Regions from separate parts of the Homo sapiens genome. Here regions 2, 3, 4 and 5 are each linked to region 1. Evidence: chromatin contacts called from ENCODE Hi-C or POLR2A ChIA-PET data. All regions are on one chromosome and are shown on one strand. The core of a region is the stretch at or near the end of the contact, and the rest is flanking DNA. Distances in the headings are between cores, read along the strand shown. Region 1 holds the start of ARMH3 (armadillo like helical domain containing 3). Region 2 holds the start of ACTR1A (actin related protein 1A). Region 3 holds the start of FBXL15 (F-box and leucine rich repeat protein 15). Region 4 holds the start of NFKB2 (nuclear factor kappa B subunit 2). Region 5 holds the start of NPM3 (nucleophosmin/nucleoplasmin 3).

Region 1 (2,760 bases), core at 172-2,671:
TTGGGAGATCGAGGTGGGTGAATCATCTGAGGTCAGAAGTTTGAGACCAGCCTGGCCAACATGGCGAAACCCTGTCTCTACTAAAAATACAAAAATTAGCCGGGCGTGGTAGCTCACGTCTGTAATCCCAGCTGCTTGGGGGGCTGACGGGGAAGAATCGCTCGAACCTGGAAGGCGGAGGTTGCAGTGAGCCGAGATCACGCCATTGCACTCCAGCCTGGGCAACGAGAGCGAAACTCCGTCTCAAAAAAACAAAAAACAAAACAAACAAACAAACAAAAAAAAAAAGGCCGGGCGCGGTGGCTCACGCCTTTAATCACAGCACTTTGGGAGGCCGAGGCGGGCGGATCACCTGAGGTTGGGAGTTCGAGACCAGCCTGACCAACATGGAGAAATCCCGTCTCTATCAAAAATATAAAATTAGCTGGGCGTGGTAGCGCAAGGCTGAGGCAGGAGAATCGCTTGAACCCCGGAGGCAGAGGTTGTGGTAAGCCGAGATCGGGCAACTGCACTCCAGACTGGGCGACAACAGCGAAACTCCATCTCAAAATAAATAAATAAATAAATAAATAAATAAAATAAAATAAAAAACTTTCTGGAGAGGAAGAACTGCGGAGGGTCGGATGATCCAGTGACATACATTTGGGTATGGCCCAAGTTTCTGCTTCCCCATTCGCCAGGGGCAGCACGCCTCAGCTTCTCCTTCTCCAGGGGACCAGGTTTCTCTCTACTTTTTCCTTCCCTATACCCTCCTGGGAACAGGTTCCTTTCCTGGGCTCTCGCCGAGTAACCCAAAGAAAACACAGTAGCTTCACTGATTCCGTGTGAAGAGTGGGTTAAAGCCTGTCAGAGCCTGGAGAGGGACAGGACTGGAGCCCTTCCGGGACACCTGAAGACTTCGCACAAACCCGCTTTCCTCTATCCCTGAGATTCTCAGAGGTGCCTTGCCCTACGCCCGCACCCCAGGACCAAGAACAGCAGGAGAGGAAGCTCTCGGGGCAGCTGGCGGGGTCAAAGGTCAGCACCTCGGAAGCCAGAAGGCCCCGCAGGGATGCGGGAGAGGGACGTGACCGGGACCGTGTGGTCCGAGGGACCGGCCGCTGGAAGAGCGAAGCCGTTTCTCTCTAGGCTCGGCCGCCCCCAGGCCCAGCCCTCCCCGGCATACGCAGCTTCAGCAGCCGTCCTCCCTCCCTCTCCCCTCGCGTCCTCGTCGTCCCCGCGGCCAGCGCAGGCCCCGCCCCCAGAACCGCCTCGGGGCCAAGGCCTAGTATGGCAGGACCCGCAGGGTTGGTCAGGTTCGAGGACCGGGCCGGGCCTGGCCGCCGCCGCTTACCGAGCCCGCGGCTCCTCCTCTACCACCCGCGCCGTTCCCGGGCCCGCTCGCTCTCGACGCCACCGACGCTGCCGCTGCTCCGGGCTCACGGGCGCGCTCCCGACCTCCCCGACCCTTCCCGTGTCCCCGCGCCCCGCCGGGTCCTAAAGCCCGGCGCGCAATGGGTTAGTCCACGCCCGCTTCCTGAGACCGGCTCAGACCACGATTCCCAGCAAGCATCGCAAAGACTACAACTCCCGAAAGGCATCGCGAGAAATAAATTCGCAGTGGACTTGTCTATTGAGGGCCTACTGGGTCGCAATAGCAGTTTTCCGAAACATGGCCGACTCTTTGACCTCAGCAATTTTACTTCTAGGAATACATGTATCCTCTAGAAATACTGGCGAAGTTTGGAAAGATATATTTTCCAAATGTGTATTACAACTTTGTACGTGAAAGATTGAAAACAAACTCATTCTTTCAACAAATACGTGTGTGCCTGATAAGTGCAAAGTAGCGTGTAAAGCTCTATTAACTTGGCCAGAAATCTATTTTCTTTTCTTTTCCTTTTTTTTTTTTTTGAGACAGGATCTTGCCCTTGCCCAGGCTGGAGTGCCGCAGTGGCACAATTACAGCTCAGTGCAGCCTCCACCTCCTAGGCTCAAGCAGTCCTCCTGCCTCTGCCTCTGGTAGCTGGGATTACAGGCACGTGCCACCACTCCCTGCCTCTGAGTCTTTGTTTTCTTTTTTTTTTTTTTTTTCGAGATGGTGTCTCACTCTATTGCCCAGGCTGGAGTGCAGTGGTGCGATCTCGGCTCACTGCAACCTCTGCCTCCCGGGTTCAAGAGAGTCTCCTGCCTCAGCCTCCCCAGTAGCTGGGATTACAGGAGTGTACCACCACGCCCGGCTAATTTTTGTATTTTTTAGTAGAGACAAGGTTTCACCATGTTGCCAGGCTGGTCTCAAGCTCCTGGCCTCAGGTGATCCACCCGCCTCTGCCTCCCAAAATGCTGGGATTACAGGCGTGAGCCACCGCACCCAGCCTGAGTCTCTGTTTTTTTATACACAAATGGAAGGTTTAAAAAGATGTGCTATAACAGCAAGAATACTATTAAAAAGAAAAAACAAGTAAAAAAAATAAAATAAGCCAGGCGCGGTGGCTCACACCTGTAATCCCAACACTTTGGAAGGCAAAGGCGGGTGGATCACCTGAGGTCAGGAGTTCGAGACCAGCCTGGCCAACATGGTGAAACCCCATCTCTACTAAAAATACAAAAAATGGCCGGGCGTGTTGGCAGTCCTCTGTAATCCCAGCTACTCGGGAGGCTGAGGCAGGAGAATCGCTTGAACCTGGGAGGCGAAGGTTGCAGTGAGCCAAGATCGCGCCATCGCACTCCAACCTGGGCGACAGAGCGAGACTCCGTCTCAAAACAAAAAAGAAGTGGAGA
Region 2 (2,760 bases), core at 261-2,760, 450 kb after region 1:
TTGGAAAAAGCAAGCAACTTGGAACTGGATCTTAGTCTGATGACTGGCTCCTCAATTCCTAAACTGGATGGTTTGAAATCTGTTATTTAACATCCCTGCATACACTGGGGATAGTAATTCCTATCTACCTAACAGAGCTGAAGCTTAAACGAGAACATTGTAATATGCCTAAGGTCCCAAGAGCTGAATCAACAAAGGGAATCTGACAGAGTCAGCTTACAACAGAGGGAACTGGTAGTTTTGCCTCAATGGAGGGACCTACAAGGGACACAGACAGGGATCAATCTCTGTGGGACCAAAGCTTTGAATCGAAGGCAGAAATGCAGTCGTTTTACAATTTTCTCCTTTCCCCCCAAAATAAGAGCAGTATTTAGATTCTTTCTATTGGTCAATATTGATGCTTCTGCATGGTGGTGCTGGCAAAAGGGATGACGGATAAAGTACTGGATTTAGGGCACCTCTGCTATGTGACCTTGGGCTCACGTTACGTCTTCGCGCTTCAGTTTTCTCATCGGTAACACGAAGATCAAAGTTCCTTTTAAACTATGCGTCCAGTTTTTGTGAGGATCCAACTCGAATGTATGTGAAAACGCCCTGGAAGCGCTAGAGCGCCAGGCAAATATTAAGTTTGGTAATTTTTTCCCCGTAAGAACTAGGCGTTCCAAAGAGGAGGACAACCTCTCTGCTTCCTTTGTCACTCTCCTTTCTTCTCGACCTTTACCAACTTTGTAATTTATAATCACAGTAATAGCTGACATCCTACAGCGGTTTCTGGCACCAGATTCTCGGGCCCCACCCAGATCCACACCACCAAGCCGCAGCGCCGGCTGAGACCGAAGGAAAACTTAGCCGTTCTCCACCCGCGGGCGGGCACTCGCCTCTAGGCCCCACCACCCAGAGTCCCGGAAGCCAATCCCCACAGCCCTGGAGCACTGCCCCGCCCCTTCAAGAGGGAAAACAATATGGCGGCAAGGAAGAATGGCAGGGGCGTGAGCCAATCACCGCAGAGGCCTAGCCTCATCCGGCAAGGCTAAGAGGCGGTATCATTGGCTAAGATGGACAGCCAGAGCAACCAATAGAGCGATCGGAAATGGGGGAGAGGGCGGGCGACGGGAATCTCACACAGCGGTTAAGGCCCCTAGAGCCAAGGGCCCAAGGACTGGCTTGGACTATAACTCTTTCCTTTATCCACTCCAGAGTTCTCCATCCCACTTTTGCTGGCTGGCCGCCTTGCCTGCGGACTATGTGATAAGGGGAGGAAGGAGGCGGCGGTGGCTGAACGCGCCTGACAGGCCGGGCCAGTGACAAAGAGCCGGCGGCTCAGGCTGAACCCCGGGAAGCGATCCTTTCGAGGAGGAGAGCCCAAGTCCCCTTATAGATAGGAAAGACGCAACTCACGTTGTCGATCACGACAGGCTGGTTGGCGATCACATCGTAGGACTCCATGGCAGAGGAATCTCTCCTTCTGGGGAAGGAACTGCCCAGCCGGGTCCGCCGCTAGCGCCACTGACACGCATGCGCAGTCTAGCCGCCGGTTCAGGGCGGCGAGGGAGCGGCCCGACCTCGCCTCTGAAGAACTACAATCCCCAGCAAGCTTTGCGCCTGGGTTAGCGATCTAGCTTGCTTTGTTGCCCGCCTAGTTTAAGATTGGGAGTCGCATTTCCAATGCGCAGTACCCTGGGATTTGTGGTCTCCCTAGATTAAACAGCCAGAGACACAGGTTGATGGTCATGTTGCATGCCTGGATCTGTAGTCCCTTTGAAGGAGTTCGCAGTGCATGCTGAGGTATGTAGTCTTCTCGAGTACTTGTCTGTAGTTCGGTTTGGATTGGTCGTAATTCATGGATGTTTGGATTTTGCAGATCAGCCCTGCCACTCCCCCCGACGTTCCCTTAGACAATATAAGGTTCTCATGTTTTTATTTGGGTCTGTAAGACTTTAATAAACATCTCCTAGCACCTCACACTCTAACAAAAAGGAAATGTTAACACACGTACGCGAGAGGACATATTCCTACAACAAAGGAAAACAATTTAAATTGCATAAAATTAGCTTTAAGTTTAAAAACCTGTACATTGTCGTTGCCTTTTGCATTTTCTTTTTTTCTGCATAACAGGCTAACATTGATCCGAAGATTGGCAATTGGAACTACTGGTATAGGTAATCTTTTGGTCATTAAAACATCATCTAAGGGTTTCAGAAACTGCTCGAGTATCTCTTTAATTTTCATAACGAGCTAGAATTGACACTGATGGTTGAGAAAATGGAGGTGAAGAGAGGTTATGTGTCACTGCTTTCAAATGAGCCCAGTGCATTTTTTTCTCTGGATTATGTTCTCCCCCAGCCCCCTTGAAATTTCAGGGACCTTTTTGTCAATAGCCCTAGAAAACATTAGATTTATTATCATCTATTAATACTAACGCCCCATGGATGAATGAATCAATCCATTGTCAGATTTATGTTTAAATCCTAGTTAGCAGCGCGTCAGCAAAACAGTAACAAATCCTTTGTTGGCGCACTTCTCGCTGCTTTCGTGGGACCTTAGCACCTCAGAGGGTGCTCAGCATCTCTAAACTTGGGTTCCTCCTAACACTAGGGGGAGACCAAGAGCCTTGGGACACTCCCAACACAGGGAGGGGAGGCGGGGCCTATTGTCAAGTCACACCTTCCCTGCCTGTGACTGGCACAGACATTAGCCAATGGGTGCTTGGATAGGGTGCGCCGGCGCCCCGCCCCCCTTAGCGCCCCGCCGCCCCGAGGC
Region 3 (2,760 bases), core at 142-2,641, 360 kb after region 1:
CGGAAGACGTGGGGGACCGGCAACCCTTGTGCCCTTGGCCAGGGTAGAAGGGGGCCCTGCTATTTTAAGAAAGAGCCGCTGGAGTTACTATGGCAACTACTCTCTTTGGGAGGGCCAGGGCGGGCAGATGGTGACCTCGGAAGGAAGAAGGGGTCTGTTCGGGCAGTCAGGGGGCGCGAGGACGTGCGAGGCGGGGGCGCGCGGGGCTCACCGCGGGGAGGGGCGGCGCGGACTCCGCGTGGTGCTGAAGGGGACAGCGCCAGATTTGTCGCACTGCGCAGGCGCAGAGGCGCGAACAAAGAGGGGAGGGGGACGAGGCGCGCGGCCGGAGGTGGTGCGCGCTCACGTGGCTCTATCTTTGCAGGGGTCTGTCCTCCCAGCTACCCCCTCCCTAAGCAGGCTGAGGAAGAAGAGATAGCAAGCCCTCACCTAACTTGACCCCTTTCTTGTCTCTCCCCGCTGCTAGCTTCTCCCTTCTCGCTGCCTTGCGGGGTGGGGAAACGTGGAAGGAATTCTGGGAAAACCAGATGTCTGGGTTCTCTATTCCCGTCTGGCTTGATTCTGGACAAGGGGCTTCCTCTCCAGGGCCTCGGTTTCCCCATCTTTAAAATGGACTGATAGCATAGACCTGCCCACCTTTCAGAGGTGCCCGAAGCCTTGACGAGATAACAGATGAGAAGTGGTTTTCGTTGTGATGAGCCAGCTGAAGCGGTTGCACCGGAGCGCCAGACCGTCAGCGGTGCAGTGGCTCTCGCGTCCTTCACATCCCCCCACACCCATCCCGTGGATGATGGGGGAAGGCACTACTCCTGGGGTTCCCCGAAGCGGATCCTGGGACTGGGACCTGGGGACGCGGTGAGAGGCAGCCCTGAAGCTGAGTCCAGAGGTCTGGGGCGTCATTGTCCCAGGGCGGACCCAGCCCCAGACCCTACAACTAAACCCAAGGCCAGCCGAGAAGCACTACCACTGGCGGGCTGAGCTGAGCTCTCATTCTTCTTAGGACTCTGGACCTTTGGAGGAAATGAAAGGGACCCAGTTGGAAATATAGTCTTTCTTCGCGCCCCCTACATCTCTCTCCCCCGGCGGAAACGCGGCCCAAACTGTTACGAAGTGGAAGAGGCTGGATAGCTCTTCATAATTAATCAGGAATGGGAGGTTTGAGCAGGTTTACTTGATGAGGGAAACATTATAGCCTCGCCAATTCATTCATTATTTCAACAATTACTTATTGAACACCTGCTACGTGGCAGACAGTAAGAGCCTGGATAGTTTCTCCCCGTTTTTCAAAGTCGCTAAACGCGACCAGAGGGCAGAGGAGAGGCCGGTAACCTAAGAGTCCTGGCTCCGCCCCCTCCGCGTTTGGCCTTGCCTGCTCCTCCCACCACCACTTCGCTCAGAGGCGGCTACTGGCTCAAGAGGACGACAGAAGCCAGTCTCTGATGCCCACCGCATTCTCCAGCTTCAGGCCTCAAGCCCTGTAGCCGAGAAGGCGAGGCCTAATGTTACACCACCGGTCTGTTCCGCCTCCGTTTCGGGGTCCACCCGAAAAGCTTTCAGATCGGATCCTCGGTGAGACGGCACTCGATTAAATAGGTCTGTCTCTACAGGCCAAGGAGGCGGGTTTGGTGCGGCCACTCCAAGGCCAAAGCGAGAAAATCTTACTGCGCACGCGCAATAGACAGCCGATGGAGCCACCGATGGAGCCGTCCGGAGGGGAGCAAGAGCCCGGAGCCGTCAGGTACCGAGCACCGGAGGGGCCGAGAGGGAAGAGGAACCTGAGGGAGGGGAGCCGAGCCGGGGCTGGGTCTGGGGGCCGCTCTTGGGAGCTGGGGCGCAGGAACATAACGGAGGCGGACTCGCAGGTAATAGTGGCCCCGGGACGCCAGTGCCAACGCCCCTTTACTCGCAGGTTCCTGGACCTGCCCTGGGAAGACGTGCTGCTCCCACACGTCCTGAACCGGGTCCCGCTGCGCCAGCTGCTCCGGCTGCAGCGCGTTAGCCGGGCCTTCCGGTCGCTGGTGCAGCTTCACCTGGCCGGGCTGCGTCGCTTCGATGCCGCGCAGGTGAGCCGGGGGCTGAAGCCCCGCCCCTGCCTGGGTACCGCCCCGCCTCTAGCCCAGCCCCCAGCCCCGCAGTATGCCCTTCTGGACCCCCTTGGGCCGCCGGGGCTGCCCGGAAGGGATCCACGCACCAAAGGGCAAATACTCGGTAGCGACTCAGAGGGAAAGTGGGGTCTCTCCTGGGAGAGCAGGAGGCTGCCAGAAAAGAACTCAGGTCAGGGGTGCATAGGCGGCTGAGGAGTGCGGGACGGGCTGAGAGTTGGGGTGCCTCCCCGCCCGCAGGTGGGTCCGCAGATCCCGCGGGCCGCATTGGCCCGGCTGCTGCGGGATGCCGAGGGGCTGCAGGAGCTGGCACTGGCGCCGTGTCACGAATGGCTGTCAGACGAGGACCTGGTGCCGGTGCTGGCGCGGAATCCGCAGCTGCGGAGTGTGGCGTTGGGCGGCTGCGGGCAACTGAGTCGCCGGGCGCTTGGGGCTTTGGCCGAGGGCTGCCCACGCCTGCAGCGCCTGTCGCTCGCGCACTGTGACTGGGTGGACGGGCTGGCGCTGCGCGGCCTCGCTGATCGCTGCCCGGCCCTGGAGGAGCTGGATCTCACCGCCTGCCGCCAGCTCAAGGACGAGGCCATCGTGTACCTGGCGCAGAGGCGCGGCGCTGGTCTCCGCAGCCTCTCTCTGGCCGTCAACGCCAACGTGGGGGACG
Region 4 (2,760 bases), core at 63-2,562, 340 kb after region 1:
CGGGTTGGCTGCGCCAGTCCAGAGTTAAACTTTCAGCCAATGAAAAAGGGCGCGAGGCGTGACGCACGGAAACGTCATGGGAATTCCCCCCTCCGGGGGGCCGAGAAGGGGCTTTCCCGGCCCTGAGCCCTGCTGGCAGGCGAGGTGTCGCGACCGGTCCCAGGTGGGTCGGGCGCGGAGAGAAGCCGCAACCAGAGCCGCCGCCACGGTGAGTGGCTGGATTCAGACCCCTGGGTGGCCGGGACAAGAGAAAAGAGGGAGGAGGGCCTTTAGCGGACAGCGCCTGGGGCTGGAGAGCAGCAGCTGCACACAGCCGGAAAGGGCGCGCAGGCGACGACACTCGGATCCACGTCGACACCGTTGTACAAAGATACGCGGACCCGTACGTACACCTGTACCTGTGCTGGCGCACACACGGCAGCGTCCGTGCAGTCGCACTCGCACACACATGCACACGGAGACGTGCCCACCGGTGCACTGGTGCCTGCACCCACACCCTTCACGCACAAACTCAAGATACGCTCACCCGTGTCCGTACATCAAGACAGGCGCTGACACACACCCACACTGAGAAGCTCGGGATTCACCTATCTACACACATGCTCGCTTGCACACTCATGTTGACGCCATGGACACACAACATGCAACCAAGCACTACAGCCGAAACACACTTGTGGAGCTGTGATGGAGACACACTCTTGTATTAGGTGGGGGGGGGGGGGGGGGAGCGTGCAGAGATCTCCCTGTCGCCTGCGCGCCCAGAACCGGTGCGGTGTGGGACCAGCTGCTGTTGTGAGGTTTGGGAGAGAGAGAAAAGAGCCCACTCCGAGGAGGAGACACTTTTCCCGCAGCCCCAGAATCGCGTTCTCGGGGCAGAACCCCGGGGCCTCCCACAGGAAAGAGCCCCCGCCTACAGGCTGTTCGAAGGGGAGGCCGTCCGACAGCAGGAATGTCCCCCCAAAAGCCCCCGGGGTTTATCAGCCGTGGCCTCCCTCCTGGCAGAAAATCCCAAGGTTGCTCCAGACCGGGGGAGGGGAGCGGGAGGCGGACTTGGCCCCAGACTGCCAGCCTCCTCCCGGCCGTGAAAGACCCTCCTGTTCCCTGCCCTGGAGGGAGGAGGGGGCTTAACCCCCACCGGGGCTTCCCGGATTCTCCTAGACCTCTGCCCGCTGAAAAGCAGCGGGAGCCCGTAGACTGTCGAGGGCCTCCCGCCCCTCCCGTCGCGAGGGCGGGGCCAGTGGCGTCATTTCCAGGCCCGCCCCCTCCGGCCCCGCCTCCCCTTGGTATTTTCGGGACTTTCCTAAGCTGCTCTAACTTTCCTGCCCCTTCCCCGGCCAAGCCCAACTCCGGATCTCGCTCTCCACCGGATCTCACCCGCCACACCCGGACAGGCGGCTGGAGGAGGTCGGACCCTCCCCCAAATCTGGGCCCCCATCTCCCGCCCACCCCCATTTAGATCTGACCCCCTCCCCCACGCCACTCCTCCCAACTTTAGGCGGGCGTCTAAAATTCTGGGAAGCAGAACCTGGCCGGAGCCACTAGACAGAGCCGGGCCTAGCCCAGAGACATGGAGAGTTGCTACAACCCAGTGAGTCATGCCGCCTGCCCCTGACCCGGCCGGCTGCCCCTCGTGTCTGTCCACCTGTCTGCCCGAGCCCCCTCTGCTGCCTTACACCTGTATGCTCGCAGATGCTCTCAGCCTGCCAGTCTGTCCATCTGTCTGCAACTCTGCCTCCAAAAGGAGCTTTCTCTTGGGTCTGAGGAGGAGGGGGGAGTGACCACTGAAGACTTGGAGATGGGAGGTGGGGCTGTGGGGGGTGCTGAGAGTCGGATGCCACCCCCAGTCTGTCTCCAAACCAGGGTCTGGATGGTATTATTGAATATGATGATTTCAAATTGAACTCCTCCATTGTGGAACCCAAGGAGCCAGCCCCAGAAACAGGTCAGCAAGTTCACTAACCTCCCCTAGTCCTAAAGCGGGGGAGGGAGAGCATGTGCCCTCTCTCTGGGGGAGGGGCTGGGAGATCGTGGCTCAGCAAGGTCTCTCTGTCCCCAGCTGATGGCCCCTACCTGGTGATCGTGGAACAGCCTAAGCAGGTGAGTGAGCAAAAGGGAGGGTGTGGAATGGCTTCAGCTTTGGGGACAAATGGGGTAGTGGTAGCTGGCTGGCCATGGAGGAGCCATTGCCGAAGGAGGCCACAGGGGATTGGATGGTCACTGCTGCTGATCAGAGTGCTGTAGTTTGGTTCAGGGCTACTACCAGGCACTGCGGTCACTGCTGGCCTGGGTGGTCTTCCCTGATCACAATGCTACTATGCCCTTGGACCTTCAGAGAGGCTTCCGATTTCGATATGGCTGTGAAGGCCCCTCCCATGGAGGACTGCCCGGTGCCTCCAGTGAGAAGGGCCGAAAGACCTATCCCACTGTCAAGGTGAGCCAGGATGGTGCTGGAGGGTGGGCTAAGTGGACAGCATGCCCAAGGCCCTGACTGACAGTCCCTGCCTCTCCTAGATCTGTAACTACGAGGGACCAGCCAAGATCGAGGTGGACCTGGTAACACACAGTGACCCACCTCGTGCTCATGCCCACAGTCTGGTGGGCAAGCAATGCTCGGAGCTGGGGATCTGCGCCGTTTCTGTGGGGCCCAAGGACATGACTGCCCAGTAGGTGCCCTCTACGCCTGGCCCCCACTGGTATGCCCGTCTGCCAGTCCCAGGCCCCAGCCCACCTCCATGAGCTTAGCATCTGACCAAGGGGAAA
Region 5 (2,760 bases), core at 124-2,623, 270 kb before region 1:
GAGGTAGGCTTGAGTAGACGGAAAGGAGAGGGCATGTCATGCACAGGGCACAGCGTGGAGGGCACACAGACCTGTACAGGGCTGCACTGGGAGATGAGGGTGGGATGGGGCAGGAGTGCGGAGTGGGGGAAGCCTGATGGGAGAGTCCACTGGAAGCAAAGGAGAGGGCCCTCCCCTCTTCTCACCAATCTGGTGCCGCCCAGTGATCCGCACAGGGCCAGAGCCCGACTTCAGGCGGAAGGTTACAGGTGGTTGGAGCTGGAAGTCATCCAGACTGAGCTGGGAGGAAGACAAGGATGAAGGCCTGGCCCACTCCTAGCCCACCCCACACTGTAATGAGTGCTAACGTCCTCAATCCCCTCACCACCACCACCACCACCACCAAGGCAGAGCTGGGGAACTCACCATGGGTTGGCAGGACAGCTTGAGGTTGGCCACAGGGACTGCGATCTCCTGATGGTCATGGTTCCGGGCCACAACTTCTACCACATTACACTCGTCTTTGGCTCCCTCGGTGAGGCAGAGCTGGGAACGGTACACAGGGCCTCAGGGTCTCCTCAAGTGAGGGTTGACACCACAACTAAAGGCATCTACCCTAGCACCTGCCCAGCCTCAGAGGTCCCGGTTCACCTGGCCAGGGGAGCCGCCCATGCCGGGGGGTTAGGCTGAGGATGTGTCTCCAAGTAAAGGGGATCCGGAGGTTGGGTAGAGACCTATATTGCCTGCCTGGGCTTATTCATTAAAACCCCACTCCCCTGCCCCTCACCATGGTTAGTGCCAGCACGTGCTCCGCATCATCCTCTTCCTCTACCTTAAAGGTGAAGGAGCGGGTGTGGCCGGAGAGCTCACAGCCTGGTAGAAATAACAGTGAGTATGCCTGAGCGTGTGTACGGGGCTGGGCAGCGGGGGATGTCACCAACCCGCCGTCACGTGTAACCTTGGGCGGACGGGTCATTTACACGTCCACCTCCGTCTCTTCTCTCAGAACACCTGGGACGCTCTGCCGTGGGCCCCGCCCAACACATCTGGGGCAGGGATCTCGCCACCCCCTTTGGCTGTGCGTGCGAGGCCCCCTCTCCTGCGGGAACAGCGAAGCAGCCCTCCGCCCACACCCACGCCTTGAAACCCTCCGCATTCCCGCCTCACATCCCTACCTCTTACCGCCCCAGTACCACCCTCAGCCTCTCCCTTCACTAATACCGAAGAAAAAACTGTCCATAGTGACCGGGGCCGGGACCCGTAGGCCCCCGACACCCCCGGCCCGCGTTCGGCTCTCCTGACTCAAAAACGCTAAGGCAGCTGCAGTACCGGCGGCCATGCTGTAAGAGCCTTCTTCAAACTCCGCCCCCGACACGCACAAAGCCGGGGACCCTCGGCCAGTTCCGGCCCCGCCCATTAAAGGAGACGCACAGTCCTGGAAAAGAAAAGGCGCCGAGACCCCGCAGCCCTACCCGGAGCCCGCAGCTTCTGCTCATATTTTATCAAGACCGAAGAGAAAGGAAGTAACATCACAGAAGAATGGATTTGGGGTTTATGTTAACATCCTTGCTCATTTCCACGACCATGAGGGTGTCCACTTCCCCAAGCTCCTCGCTCTGTGTCGGAAGAGTGTCTCCCACTCTTCCAACCCAGGGTAAGCTTTCGTTAAAGGAGTTATAGATATAAAAATGTAAACCCTTCTTACTCCTCCCAGCAAAGGTGGGGTTCAGGGCAGTGCTTTTCTGCTACAAGCAAAGGAAATGCACTCAGATTGTCTTTGCCTCAAGAGAGCCGAGGAGCCTTAGGAATTTCCATCCCAACACGTCTGTCCTGTCTGTCCTCTCGGCTAAGCCTCTCTTAATTCTTCCTGCTCTAAAGACCCCGCAACTTGCTATGCCTTCACTGAGACTTAGCTGCTGGCACTTGCTAGCAGAGGACTAGTTAGCTCATGTGTGTTGGCTGTTCCTGGCCCACCCACGCTTTTTGAGCTTTTAATTCCAAATCATCCAGGAGTATCTTTGCGCCGTGGATTATTTTGTCAGTTTATGCTACTCGCGCCATCTTTCGCCTTTTAAGAATCAGGCAAACTGTGTGCTTTCTATCCTAATAGATGGCAAAACTCAAACTAGAGGCCCTATTTCACATCCAGGTTATAACTGTGGCAAGAGGGTGGGGTGGCTTGGCTAAAAACTAGTCTACTTTTCTTAGCTCTTGTCTTAATGAAAATCTGGAAGTCTTACTGGTGATGGAGGTAGGGGAGGGCTGCCTTCAAGATCCAATCTCTAACTTGGAACAGCTGTGGAGAGGAGAGAATACCTGCTTGTAGGTGAGGCATGAAAGAGGAGAAAAGGGAGGGGGCAGACAGGAAATAGATTCACACAATACAACACGACAAGCATTCACTTCAAGTTTTATTTTGCCTCTTGCATGGTCTTTTACAGTTCGTTTTCTACAGGAACTGAGCTCTGATCCAAACAATCAATAAAAATGTAATTCCAACCTTAATATTCATAACCAGGAAATAGCATAGCACTTCATGATCCTAGAGTGATGAAAGCAAGACCAGGGCATCTGTTTCACAGTCACCTGTGACCAGACCAGCCAACATGATTACTAAAAGCCAAGATAAAACCAAAAGCAAACTTGCTAAAAAATCCTGAATTCCATGAGGTTAACTCTGAAATCCTCCAAACAAAATGCTAGAATTGTCCACTAGTGTTAAGACGAGAAAACTGAGGAAAACTCAGCTGTCTTACTATCTGGTAAGAGTCTTCCCTTCAT

The links. A loop is a pair of places that touch in the nucleus more often than their neighbours do. ChIA-PET counts read pairs that join two places held with the same protein, here RNA polymerase II (POLR2A). Pooled maps may share reads with other maps.
Region 2: a map of B cell shows a loop between it and region 1 (25-fold over the local background). The contact joins the promoter of ACTR1A here to the promoter of ARMH3 in region 1. A Hi-C loop is called at or near these places in 7 of 168 maps with a recorded cell type or tissue (B cell, CD4-positive, alpha-beta memory T cell, CD8-positive, alpha-beta T cell and 2 more), 7 of 37 single-sample maps with no recorded cell type and 21 of 50 pooled maps. POLR2A ChIA-PET finds 5 or more read pairs at or near these places in 1 of 52 experiments (H1).
Region 3: a map of CD8-positive, alpha-beta T cell shows a loop between it and region 1 (2.4-fold over the local background). The contact joins the promoter of FBXL15 here to the promoter of ARMH3 in region 1. A Hi-C loop is called at or near these places in 2 of 168 maps with a recorded cell type or tissue (both CD8-positive, alpha-beta T cell), 1 of 37 single-sample maps with no recorded cell type and 13 of 50 pooled maps. POLR2A ChIA-PET finds 5 or more read pairs at or near these places in 4 of 52 experiments (T-cell, WTC11, activated CD4-positive, alpha-beta T cell and 1 more).
Region 4: a pooled map shows a loop between it and region 1 (6-fold over the local background). The contact joins the promoter of NFKB2 here to the promoter of ARMH3 in region 1. A Hi-C loop is called at or near these places in 1 of 37 single-sample maps with no recorded cell type and 10 of 50 pooled maps. POLR2A ChIA-PET finds 5 or more read pairs at or near these places in 6 of 52 experiments (A673, GM10248, GM12878 and 3 more).
Region 5: a loop to region 1 is called in a map of CD8-positive, alpha-beta T cell, with 27 times the contacts of the local background. The contact joins the promoter of NPM3 here to the promoter of ARMH3 in region 1. A Hi-C loop is called at or near these places in 6 of 168 maps with a recorded cell type or tissue (B cell, CD14-positive monocyte, CD4-positive, alpha-beta T cell and 2 more), 21 of 37 single-sample maps with no recorded cell type and 16 of 50 pooled maps. POLR2A ChIA-PET finds 5 or more read pairs at or near these places in 5 of 52 experiments (A549, OCI-LY7, RWPE1 and 2 more).

Annotation. Positions count from the first base shown.
Region 1 is chr10:102,054,752-102,057,511 of GRCh38, forward strand. It overlaps ARMH3 (armadillo like helical domain containing 3), which reads right to left and starts at 1,422. Exons shown (of 26, transcript NM_024541.3): 1 at 1,334-1,422. RefSeq lists a silencer at 1,122-1,511.
Region 2 is chr10:102,501,202-102,503,961 of GRCh38, forward strand. It overlaps ACTR1A (actin related protein 1A), which reads right to left and starts at 1,511. Exons shown (of 11, transcript NM_005736.4): 1 at 1,399-1,511. The coding sequence starts at 1,446. It also overlaps a transcript of SUFU not described here. RefSeq lists an enhancer at 1,390-1,489 and silencers at 1,840-1,909, 2,587-2,760.
Region 3 is chr10:102,419,445-102,422,204 of GRCh38, forward strand. FBXL15 (F-box and leucine rich repeat protein 15) reads left to right here and starts at 1,392. Exons shown (of 4, transcript NM_024326.4): 1 at 1,392-1,738; 2 at 1,910-2,063; 3 at 2,343-2,760. The coding sequence starts at 1,686. It also overlaps a transcript of PSD not described here. RefSeq lists enhancers at 1,310-1,779, 2,690-2,760 and a silencer at 2,020-2,189.
Region 4 is chr10:102,394,393-102,397,152 of GRCh38, forward strand. NFKB2 (nuclear factor kappa B subunit 2) reads left to right here and starts at 1,313. Exons shown (of 23, transcript NM_001322934.2): 1 at 1,313-1,404; 2 at 1,496-1,588; 3 at 1,861-1,942; 4 at 2,057-2,097; 5 at 2,333-2,431; 6 at 2,512-2,663. The coding sequence starts at 1,568. RefSeq lists enhancers at 1-278, 1,329-1,378, 1,789-1,908.
Region 5 is chr10:101,782,073-101,784,832 of GRCh38, forward strand. NPM3 (nucleophosmin/nucleoplasmin 3) reads right to left here and starts at 1,374. Exons shown (of 6, transcript NM_006993.3): 1 at 1,201-1,374; 2 at 767-852; 3 at 406-525; 4 at 186-279. The coding sequence starts at 1,318. OGA (O-GlcNAcase) reads right to left here. Exons shown (of 16, transcript NM_012215.5): 16 at 2,378-2,760. RefSeq lists an enhancer at 302-941.